Linked DNA regions of Homo sapiens: all the other regions are linked to region 2. The links are chromatin contacts, found by Hi-C or POLR2A ChIA-PET in ENCODE. All regions are on one chromosome and are shown on one strand. Each heading gives the region's core, a stretch centred on a gene start or an enhancer-like site at or near the end of the contact. The rest is flanking DNA. Distances are from core to core; before and after follow the strand shown. Region 1 overlaps VTI1A (vesicle transport through interaction with t-SNAREs 1A). Region 2 overlaps VTI1A (vesicle transport through interaction with t-SNAREs 1A). Region 3 overlaps VTI1A (vesicle transport through interaction with t-SNAREs 1A).

Evidence for each region. Hi-C counts contacts between places; a loop is a spot of excess contacts on that map. ChIA-PET counts read pairs that join two places held with the same protein, here RNA polymerase II (POLR2A). Pooled maps may share reads with other maps.
Region 1: a loop to region 2 is called in a map of PC-3, with 2.2 times the contacts of the local background. The contact joins two enhancer-like sites. A Hi-C loop is called at or near these places in 1 of 168 maps with a recorded cell type or tissue (PC-3). POLR2A ChIA-PET finds 5 or more read pairs at or near these places in 1 of 52 experiments (H1).
Region 3: a loop to region 2 is called in a map of breast epithelium, with 18 times the contacts of the local background. The contact joins two enhancer-like sites. A Hi-C loop is called at or near these places in 3 of 168 maps with a recorded cell type or tissue (Caco-2, breast epithelium and dorsolateral prefrontal cortex) and 1 of 50 pooled maps. POLR2A ChIA-PET finds 5 or more read pairs at or near these places in 6 of 52 experiments (Caco-2, H1, HCT116 and 3 more).

What each region holds. Positions count from the first base shown.
Region 1 is chr10:112,657,290-112,660,835 of GRCh38, reverse strand. All of the region lies in intron 5 of VTI1A (vesicle transport through interaction with t-SNAREs 1A), which reads right to left. Among named protein-coding and RNA genes, the nearest start is that of MIR4295, 25 kb to the right of the region's middle. Within about 2 kb of position 1,666, at least 3 of the 41 ENCODE cell types and tissues checked have a DNase peak (open chromatin) inside an H3K27ac peak, as active enhancers do.
Region 2 is chr10:112,715,707-112,719,767 of GRCh38, reverse strand. All of the region lies in intron 7 of VTI1A (vesicle transport through interaction with t-SNAREs 1A), which reads right to left. Among named protein-coding and RNA genes, the nearest start is that of MIR4295, 84 kb to the right of the region's middle. Within about 2 kb of position 2,672, at least 4 of the 41 ENCODE cell types and tissues checked have a DNase peak (open chromatin) inside an H3K27ac peak, as active enhancers do.
Region 3 is chr10:112,765,230-112,769,106 of GRCh38, reverse strand. The region is part of intron 7 of VTI1A (vesicle transport through interaction with t-SNAREs 1A); the gene reads right to left. Among named protein-coding and RNA genes, the nearest start is that of LINC02935, 120 kb to the left of the region's middle. Within about 2 kb of position 1,771, at least 2 of the 41 ENCODE cell types and tissues checked have a DNase peak (open chromatin) inside an H3K27ac peak, as active enhancers do.

The DNA of each region.
Region 1 (3,546 bases), core at 417-2,916, 58 kb after region 2:
GGCTCTTGAGTTTTATGTAAAGTAGCATATTTATTTAAGGTAGGCTGTAACAAATTAGGGATAAAAACCTTAATTTCTGAGTTTCTTTCTGCAATATTACACAGTACCCACTAGCCACATGGGGCTATTTAAATTTCAATTAATAAAATAAAATAAGACTTTAGTTCCTCAGTAGCACTATCCACATTTCAAGTGCTCAGTACCTACATGTGGTTAGCGGTCACTGTATTGGAGAATGCAGAAATACAACCAACTCTAAAATGATCTCCAAATTCCTTTGTCTTTAAGGCAAACTGAAAGAAATCAAGAAGTATTCACTTGGGGTTTAATTTAGGTAAAACATTCCCTTTCTCTGGGCCTCAGTTTCCTTAAATGTAAAATGAGACTCTTAGACTAGATGATCTTTAGTGCCACTTGGCTTTAAAATATTAGAACTTGGGCCGGGCATGGTGGCTCACGCCTGTAATCCCAGCACTTTGGGAGGCCGAGGAGGGCGGATCACAAGGTCAAGAGATCGAGATCATCCTGGCCAACAGGGTGAAACCCCTCTCTACTAGAAACACAAAAATTAGCTGGGCATGGTGGCGTGCGCCTGTAGTTCCAGCTACTCAGGAGGCTGAGGCAGGAGAATCGCTTGAACCTGGGAGGCAGAGGTTGCAGTGTGCCGAGATCATGCCACCGCACTCCAACCTGGGTGACAGAGCGAGACTCTGTCTCAAAAACAACAACAACAACAACAAATTAGAATTCAGTGACTCCAGAGAGCATATAAGAAAACTAGAGCACGGGGCCAAATAAGGCCCACAGATGTATTCCCATCCTGCCCCCAGAATAACGTTTTAAAAAACCCAAAACAATAGAAATTTAAATGCTTTTAAGCAGATCATATTGTTTCCATTTTGCCTAAGTCCCCAACATTAGACTGCTTCATACAGTAGCCTCCTTGGCCTCTGAGGACATTAGCATTTACTATGTACCATAAAATATTTACAGGCACTTGATGACATTATTTTAAAAAATTATACATTCATCTCAACTGAAGGTAAACTTAACATATTCTTAAAGAAATATAGCTAAAGACCATGCAGGGCCTATGCACGCGCGTGCGCGTGTGTGTGTGTGTGTCTGCGTGCGTGTATGTTTGTGTTTAAGCAATTATGTTTTAACACTACCTTCTCAGTAGCTGAGTATGTATTCTATTTTGCTTTAAGATGATCAAATCTATCATTAAGCAATTAAAAAAATCATCAGTGCTACTTTCATCAAAGTCATAGTAGCAGAACCTCCCCTTAGTTACCTGGTTTGCTGCAGATAATTAACAAACACTATTCCCAGAGCCCTCAGACATCAGTCAATGAAGCTGTGCTACCAGTAACGATGCTCTGGAATGAGCAGGTACTATGTAAATTGAGGTTGTTAAACAAAAGGAACCATGTTAATTACAGCTCCATTCAAAAATGAGAATGAATCCATTCTATCCTATAAAATGAGACTTGAGCAGCAGGAAGGACATCCCTTTTTCACAATTCAATAAAGCCTGTAAAAAGCCAGGAGATGAAGCAGCAGAAAACCTGAATGGGCAAAACTGTCAAAACACATTCCAAAGGCTCACTTGTGGAATTTACCAAACACGTATTTACTTAACAGACAAGGGAGACGTGTTCAGCGTCATCCAGCTCTCCAGGGTGAATGAATTACTCATTCTAAAAAAACAAAAAGTGCTTAAAGAATTGAGAGGTGATTAGAAAGTAATTAGAAAGGCTTCTTAGAAATCATTCTGAGCCGAGTTAATCACTATTTGTACTCTTTGTGAACTCTGCACACATTGCTATCACTAAATGTATAGCATTTTAATTACATGTTTGAGAAGTCACTATTGGGTGGACCACAGGACTTACGTGGCTAGCAAACATCTTTTGCTTTTATGAAAGACTATTCTAAGCATTTTTGAACCAGTTGGCAATCACAGGAAAAATTTGTTTAAACAGGAGGTTTCATATAAAATGATAAACTTCTAGTTTCTTTTGAAATTTGGAATATCTGGCAACAGTGAGTCCCCATTCCCACTTGGTAAACACAGGCTGGAACTGAGTTATAGCTTCTTTCTTTAGAACAGCCAGGTACTATCCAGTTTGCCACCTCCCCACTGGCCTGTTTCACTCATTTCTGTTCCCTGCTTGGCTGCCGTAGGATTAGATGTTTGTGACTCTTTGCTTATATATTCTTCTCTAATAGACTGTAAATGACTTTAAAGATGAGGCCATGTCTCATTCCTCTCAGTATATGCCGCATTTTAAGAGGCAGTACAGGACATATGCAGGTGCTCAGGAAATTTTTGTTCACTGGAACCATTCAACTTAAAAATATGGTCAAGTCCTTTATAAATTTGTAACAATAGAATCAAAGATTTTTAGAACAAATGTGGGCTGTAAAAGTAATGGCACAAATGAGCTGGGTGTGGTAGCTCATGCTTGTAATACCGGTGCTTTGGGAGGCTCAGCTGGGAGGATCACTTGAGGCCAGGAGTTTGAGACCATCCTGAGCAACATAGTGAGATCACCATCTCTTAAAAAAGTAAAAATTAGCTGGGCGTGGTGGGGCATGCCTGTGGTATCAGCTTCTTGGGAGGCTAAGGCGGGAAGATCACTTGAGGTTAGGAGATTGAGGCTGCAGTGAGCTATGACTGTGCCACTGCACTCCAGCCTGGGTGACAGAGTGAGACCCTGTCTCTGGGAAAAATAAATAAATAAAGTAATAGAACAAATGAGCAAACTAGAATGCAGGAAGTTGGGAGGTGGAGATCTCCAAGATCACCCAGATCATGTTGCTCATTACCCACAGAGCTGCAACCATGATCCTAAGTCTCCCAACTCCTAGGCCTTTGATCTTTGCATTAACAACAACAAAAACGAATTAAAAAGAAAACAAACATGCATTACAATGTGGAGGACAAGGCATCCTAATACTACACATCTTTTTGTTGTTCTGTTTTAAGGCATATATATACACACACAAACACACACACACACACAATATAGTGTTCTTTGATATATAAAAGTTTTTAACTTTCATAAAGTCTAATCTGTTTTCTTCTTCTGTTGCTTTGTGCTTTGGTGTCATACCTAAGTATCCATTGCCAACTTCATGCCAATGAAGATTTGTCCCTGTATTTTCTTCTAAGAGTTTTATAGTTTTAGTTCTTAGACTTGGGTCTTCGATCCATTTTGATTTAATTTTTGTATATTATATATGTGTGAGGTAGGGGATGGCAAGGAGTAATTTTTGATTCATACAAAATATTTAGAACTCATCTGGAAGAAGTTACTGCCTTCTTATACCTCTTATATTAAAAAAAATCTAATTTGTACCCCAACTCAAAGCCTGGACAAATGTTTACACTGACTCATAAATTTAAAATGTTATGTTTTATATAGTATTTTTATATATCTTGACTCTTCTGAGCACACAGAAAGAAAGAAGATACCTGGGTTAAAATAGGAGAAGAAAGTATAGATATACTGAATAAATGGAAAAAGTAAAGTTATT
Region 2 (4,061 bases), core at 1,423-3,922:
TTGAGACCAGCCTGACCAACATGGAGAAACCCCGTCTCTACTAAAAATACAAAACTAGCAGGGTGTGGTGGCGCATGCCTGTAATCCCAACTACTCGGAAAGCTGAGGCAGGAGAATCGCTTGAACCTGGGACGCGGAGGTTGCGGTGAGCCGAGATCGCACCATTGCACTGCAGCCTGGGCAACAAGAGCAAATCTCTGCCTCAAAAAAAAAAAAAAAGTTCTACAATTGTTTGTGGTGATGGTTGCATGATGCAGTGAATATCCTAACAGCTACTGAATTGTACATTTTAAATGGGCGCATTATATAACATATAAATTATATCTCAATAAAGCTGTTAAAAAAACAATAGAAGCACATAATCGATAAGGATCAAGAATCAGTTCCATTTAATCAAAGTGCAAGGAACATGTATGTTTGTATAATAGCATTTTATGTGGATAATTGCTTTGTACATTCAACTGCTTTAAACCCATTTTTGCATTTGGATCATTTTTCAAGGAGGAGATGAAATTTAAGGAAGTAAAATTGAATAAACAAGGCTATTGCAGCTCACAAAATATATTTCTTTTATTTTACTACCGAGGATCGACTCAGTGATGTAAAATGCCATTTAAAAAAAGAATGACAAAGTTTGAATGAGAAAATGTATTTCATCGTGAAAGATAAAAGTCTTTCCTTCTCTACAGTGAATACAGGTAATTTCAGAAGCAGCAGCTCCTAATTATTCACTGTTGAAAAGCTAAAAAAAGGTTCATATTGAAAACACTGACCTCTAGTTTGCTCTGTGAATGAAAGCAGACACAAATTCTCATTTTCCTAGAATTCTGGTTGATAACTGAGTTGGGAAAAGCATGCATTTCTTCATTACAGTGCAGTCGACTGTTCATTTAAATAACAATAACCTGCATAAAAGTCACAAAAGCATTATCTAGCAATTTTACTGTGTTGAAATGCATTATTAGTACTAACAATGCCAAACAGAGTAAATAAATGACTGTCTTCTTATTTTCAGCATTATTCCTGATTACTTAGCTTTATGAAAGGGTAGCATTATTATTACTGGTGCATTCAACACCTTGGTCAACACTATTTGCTTGGATAACTCTTGAATGAGAAGGGATTTCAGAATAGAGCTATATTCTTTTCTAGATTATCCAAGGGGGAAAAAATCTTCCAATTCAGTGCTTATATATCCTATATTTTTGATAACAAATGTTTGAAGAACTCAACTTCTGTTTTCTACATATGTGTAAAAACAAGAATTAAAGTCTTCATTAAAGATAGCACACTTGAAGTAGTGCTTACTAAAAAATGTAAAATTTACATCATTTGTTTAAATCAGAAGATTTCTTACCACGAACATGCTAATGCTTCAGTTTGTAAAGTTCCTTGAGCCCAAAATCTGGGCCTTTCTTTCAGTTTCTCTTTTTTCACTCCCTGAAGCATTCAGTACTCCACTAAATGCCATTGACCAAACTTGTTATGAGAGTACCATCAATCTCCCAGGTGCAGAGCAAATAGAGATTTGAAATCATTCACTCCTGAGTCTCTAGTTTGCAGGGGTTAGATTCAAAGGGGCCTCTCCATGAAAGATCTGAGCAATATTTGGCTTTAACAATGGATGGAAGTGCAAATTCCTAGAAGATGGGGCAACAGGATACATCCTTATAAAATGTTGTCATCTTGATGGGGACAGTACACACTTGAGTGACTGACTCTCATTCAGACAACAGGAGTTTTGTGGTTTGTGTGTGTGCACTGAGGCCTTGGATTTTGCTGTGGGAAGGGAGCAAGGAAGGTTGTGGGCGACACCGTAATGAGTAAATTAATTTTTAGGTAACTTAAAGGATTATGTGAGTGGATGAAAATGTTCTTCGGGGATGTGACAGATTGTATTTTCCAAAACTGGTTGCAACAATATTTCCTGCCCCACTGGTCTTCGTCAACCTGCCACCCCTGCATCAAAGAGTGGGGTATGTGTCACATCCCATCCCCTTAAACCTCGGCAGGCCCTTGCGACTGTCTTGCTGAGTAGAATGAGGCACAGAATGTGGCACTGTGTGACTTATTAGATTGGGTAAGAAAAAGCCACACAGCTTCTGCCTCTTGCTTTTGTAGCTCTCACCTTAGGTGCCCTGGGCTGCCAAGTCTGAGGCTGCCATACCGTAAGATTGCCCAAACCAGCATATGCAGGGAGACCACATGGAAGGGCCTTTTGACTAATGACAGAAAGAGAAAGGTGCCCAGCCAGTCCCGAGCTACTCCAGGCTCCTGTCCCCCCTACATAGTTCCAGCTCTGATCTCTGTCTGAAGAAGGCTCATGAGAGACCCTGAGCCAGAACACCCAGCCAAGCAACCCCTGATTTTCCTAACCCGCCAAAATCCTGAGAGACTGCTGCTGAAGTCACTGCATTTCTAGGGTGGTTTGCTACTCAGCAACAGATAACCAGGAGAAGAGAAAAAGAGAACTGAATGGAGAGTCACATCATCAACAATAGAAAGGGCACATCATATTTGGAGCCAAGCCTTTCAGGCCATGACCTCTGGACATGTAAATAAATGTAATGGGCAAAGACGCCTTGTAAATCAACATGTAAGCTTCCAACTCAGTCATGACTCAGAGCTTCCAACTCTCAGCACTGAGCCAATGTCCCTTCGGTGGAATCTCTAGATTTTCCATACAGAGGAGCTTAGGGCAGCAGAGGTGCAACGGCACTTGTTACGAAGCTGCGTTTACATAGCAAGCACAGTCCTCTTACTCCAACTATGTTTGCTTGGGGTGGCCCTGGCAGCATTCATGGCAAGGGGCTCTTGGGGTGGTGGGGAACCTACAGCCCCTCTAAGGTACCACTGGCTCAAACCCTGGCTCCCGCCTTGTCTTTTTTCCTCAAGTAAAACGGAACAGTTTGTAGGGGTTGGGTATCCCTTATCCAATATGCTTGGGACCAGAAGTGTTTGAGTTTTTAATTTTTTTTGGATTTGGGAATATATGCAAAATAACACTCCAGTTGAATATCTCTAATCCAAAAATCAGAAATCCAAAGTGCTCCAGTGAGTATTCCTTTTGAGCATCATATTGGGGCTCAAAAACTTGGATTTTGGGGCATTTTGAATTTTGGATTTTCAGAGTAGGGATGGTCAATCTGTAGCTCCTGGGCACAACATATTGTTTTAAGGCCTCCATGTCCCTGTTCTCTCTTCATTGGCTAACACACACTTATTCTTCAAAGCTCAGGCCAGGTATCACCAACTCCAGGAACCCCAACTTAGCTAAGAACTCCTTGTGTACACATATGGGTATGTTATACTCAAATTTATAATAAAATTTGCTTAGTTATGTCTTCTCACTAGAGTATACATGTTGGGAGAGCGACATGGATTATTTATATTTTATCTTCACTACCTAAGGCCTGCCATGTCTCAACAGCATGTGTTCCATAAATGTTTGTAGAATAGAAATGAACATGCCAAGACATGTTGCCTTCAAAGGATGAACTGGTGACAGTGTCTCCATGCATTTCAAATATTCCTTGCTCTTCCCTGATCTCAACTGGAAATCTCTCTCTGTGCTGGAAACTCCCAGGAGAACACTTCGTCAGAAATTTTTTCATGGCCCTTTCCCTCACCTCGGATCCTCATCCTCCATGCCTTCTTCCTCAGATCCATCCCTTCTGTGCTGGACCATACTTACTTATGTTCCCACTAGATCCCCTTCTAGGGGTCCGCTCCCAGCTGGCAGGTCCCTGGGCTGATGCGCATCCCGAGTGCCAAGAACAGCACTCCATATGCTCAGAGTAGGTTTGGTAAAGCAGCGTGTCTTCCCAGTCTCAATACACTGACAAAGTAGTTACTGACTCCGAAATCTCTTCCCTGGGGTTAGCAACTGTGCCTACAACAAGTCTGCGAATACACCAGTCTTAGATATGTTCAACAGGTGATATCAAGGTGAACTAAAATGATTTCAGGATAACCTGCTGAAGGCCTCAGAAGCTGACTGCGCCCTTGAAGTAGGTCATCCCCAGGAACAGTTGCTTTTCATCCACTCAGCAGGTGTGTGT
Region 3 (3,877 bases), core at 522-3,021, 50 kb before region 2:
CCCTTTGCTAGCCCTTCCAAGTTTTTCTTTCAAGAAATGAGTAACTGTCAGTCCTAAAAGGCCAGAATTACTTCCTAATGGGTTTGGGTTTTAAACAAAACAAAACCAAAAAAACTTATTTTGAAATAAATTTAAACTTGAGAGAAGTTTCAAGAGAAATGAATTCCTATACCCTTCATGTAAATTTACTAATTATTATTATTTTGCACCCTAAGCTGTACCATTCTCTGTTTGTCTGCATAAACGCATATTTCATTGAGAACCATTTGAGTCAGTTGCAGACATGAGGCTCCATGATTATAACACATTTACCCAAATCAGGAAATTTAATAATGATCTAATACTAACATGGAAACCACAGCCTGTGTTGTCAATTGCCCTAGTAATGCTCTGTATTTCTTTCCCCACCCTCACCCCTGCTCCAGGATTCAACCTGGGATCATGAACTGCACTTAGTTTTCTAGTTGTCATGCCTCTTTGGTTTCTCTTAATCTGAAATCCTAACTGGTTTCTGAAGATGCTTTCTTTGTGGCATCGGAGAACCAGAACAGATAGAGGTTGAGGGTGGAAACATGCAAAAAAGGAGAAAAAACCCCAAATGTAATGGGTGAAACTGGTAGACGATCATGGGGGAATACCAAATGTTCCCGTGGACCGCAGCAGTTGCTCCAGGAATTGCATCATATGCTTAAAGTTGAGAAGGCCAACTTGCAAAGCTAAGAGTCTTCTATTTTGGTCTTATGCTTTCTTCCAGAGACAACTGCCACGTCCTGCTCTATTCATCCCAAGCCTCTCCAGAAAGCGCCTTGTGGAGCAGTAATTACATTTCCAGGGTGGCAGAGGCTCTTTCTCGTCAGCCTTGTGTCTCTCAAAGCCTCTAAATCATTCCATTATACCATAACAATGGATCCTCACACTCGTCATGCAATTTGTTTTCATTATGTAAATCACTTCATTCTCTTTTCCAATATCTGCAGGGAGCTGCAAACCACTGAAGGTCAAAATCGGAAGTGGAATATGCGGGGCAGGGACAGAGAGGGGTTGAGGGAAGCCTGGCTTGGTCCTGGAGGTCACCTATCACATGAGGTTGGGAAGGAGCAGATAGGAGCACAGAAGTCCAGGAAAGGCATGAGGATCCAAGGGGGAAGTAATACGTGTCCGGCTTCTGTGACACTAGTGCCTCTGGGCACATGACCTGCAGGTCACCCTCCCCAAGATGCCTGATGACAAGACTGGTCCTAGGAAGAGGTGAAGGGCCCAGAACATTTTGGCCTTTATATCATCTCACCATGCCTTACATGAAGTTTGTGTTTAAAATAAGTTAGTTACATGTCCCATTGGTCTTCAAACAATTTTAAAAATTATTATTTTTTCATCGCAACCAAGAAAATTGGGAGAATACAGAGAAACAGAAAAAAAAAAAGAGTAAGGAAGAAATAAGGTAGGCAGGCAGGAAAGACCCTTTAGTTGAAAACTCAAACGAATGCATTTAACATTAGGGAGTTTCTCCTCCCCTTTGTTCCAGTATGTGCCATGCTGTTGTTATTAGTTTATGCCCTCCTGTTTTCAGAACTAGCACAAATACACTAGAATGGTTTCTCTCCTTGTGCTTTTAATCTGACAGATTTTACTTCATATTCGGCATTGAATAGGCACTTACTTCCTTTTAGGCACTGGGTCTGCAATCAGGGTTTGCTGCCTCCAGGTGAAGAAGGGACTTGGGGAAGCAAAATAAACAAATGATTAAGAGTATGGGCTCTGAGGTCAGACCAGCTGGATTCAAATTCCAGGATCTCCACTTACTAGTTCATGACTTTGGGCCTTGGCCTTACCATCTGTAGCAGGAGATGATAAAACTACTTACCCAAAGATTGCTGTGAGAATTAAAATGCGCTAACACATATAAGAGCTTAGCACAGTACCTGACACACAGTAAGGCACTCAATAAATGCTAGCTATTACTATTATTCCAATATGGATTGAAAAGTCAACTTTAAGCCACAGATTGGGAAGCTGATGAAATCATTTCCCTTTTAAAGAATAAAAACTCACATGGCTAAGAAATCAGTGGCTTTAAACTCTGCTTTGAAGGATATGTAATATATATGGAGCAAGATTTAAATAACTAACACCTGAATGTACTATTGCTACGTTTTTCTCACTAAACCACAATTGGCACGGATCTTATTTCTTTTGTCCCTTTATAGCTTCAAATGAAGAAATCCTTAGCTTCCATCTCATCCAAGTTACCTGCCACTAAACCAGTCTCACAACTTCTTAAAGTACTTGTAAATACTTAGAATACCTATGCTATGTTAAATTTCCTTTGCCCCCAGCTAACTAAGGAAAAGGTTTATGAAGATGCATACAAGACCTGTTTTCCAGCACCCTTGCTAAAGTCATCACTTTCTCTTCCCTATGGTAGGAATCCAATGGGAGATTTTAGTTCTTTGGACCATATTCCTTGAGCATTTTTTGTTAATCTGAAGCAAGTATTTTTCTCTCCTCTTTGAAGTATACTAGCATTTCTTCCAAGGAGAATCTAGTTCCTGATTTTCCTATTGACTATTAATTTGAATGCAATGGTTTCCTCTTCAAGTGAGGTTGTCTGGAGCAACCAGCAGGTAAGAATCAGATACCAATTCTTGCAGAAACAGCTTCTTTCTAACTAACAAATCTAAAATTATATTGGAACTTAAGTTTATACACAGCTCTTAACTGAATTTAGCAAAGTTTATAAACAAAAATTTAAAGTAACTCCATAATAATTATTTTTATCTTTGAAAGTACTGGCTACCATCTGTTGAACTTAACCTTATTTATGTATAATTTCCACACTTGTTGCATTGCTTGTAGTCAGTTTTAAACTTTGACTTGTGTTTCTTTCCACGGAACGCCTTCTTTATTGCCTAATGTCTCCTTTTATGCTTAACCTTGTCAAAAGGCCTTAACATTCCTTAGCACGTGCTACTACACCTATAGGTCTGGCCCTGACCTCATACCACTCTCTCCTTTCTCTTGCTTCTCCAGACACACTGGCCTAATTCTGTCTCTTGTCCTCTGCCCACTTCCACCACAGGGCTCTTGCATAAGCTCTTTTCTGTGACAGAAGCATCTAGGTAATGCCTTCATACCTCAGCTCATGTCTCACTTTTTCATCAACCTGCCTTGGACTCCTGTCAAGGTAAAATCTCTAGACCACAGCTTCTCCAGGTGTGGTCTCTGGACTGGCGTCGTTAGCATCACAGAGAGATAGGTTAGACACAGAAACTCTGGGGTAGGGCCCAGACATCTGGGCTTTGTTTTAACAATCCCTCCAGGGGATTCTGGTGCCTGCTAAAGTTTGAGAACCACTTACTTATCATCTAGTTCCACTGCACCATGAAGCTCTCCTTCATAACAGTCATCACAATTACTTTCAAATTTGTGCGATTATTTGATTAATGTCTGTTTCCCCCACTATACTAAGGGCAGAAACTGTGTCCCTTTTGCTCACCAATATTTCCCCAGCACCTAGCAGTGTTTAGCATGTAATTGGTGCTCAATAAATATTTTTCAATAAATTAAACATAAATGTAATGCTTAAAAGGAAAAACACACCAGGTGAGGTGGCTCATGCCTGTAATCTCAGCACTTTGGGAGGCCGAGGTGGGCAGATCACTTGAGGCCAGAAGTTCAAAACCAGCCTGGCCAAAATGGTGAAATCCTGCCTCTACCAAAAATACAAAAATTAGCTGGGTGTGGTGGCGGGCGCCTGTAATCTCAGCTACGTGGGAAGCTGAGGCAGGTGAAGTGCTTGAAACCAGGAGGTGGAGGCTGCAGTAAGCCAAGATTGTGCCAACTGCACTCCAGCCTGGGTGACAGAGCGAGACTCCGT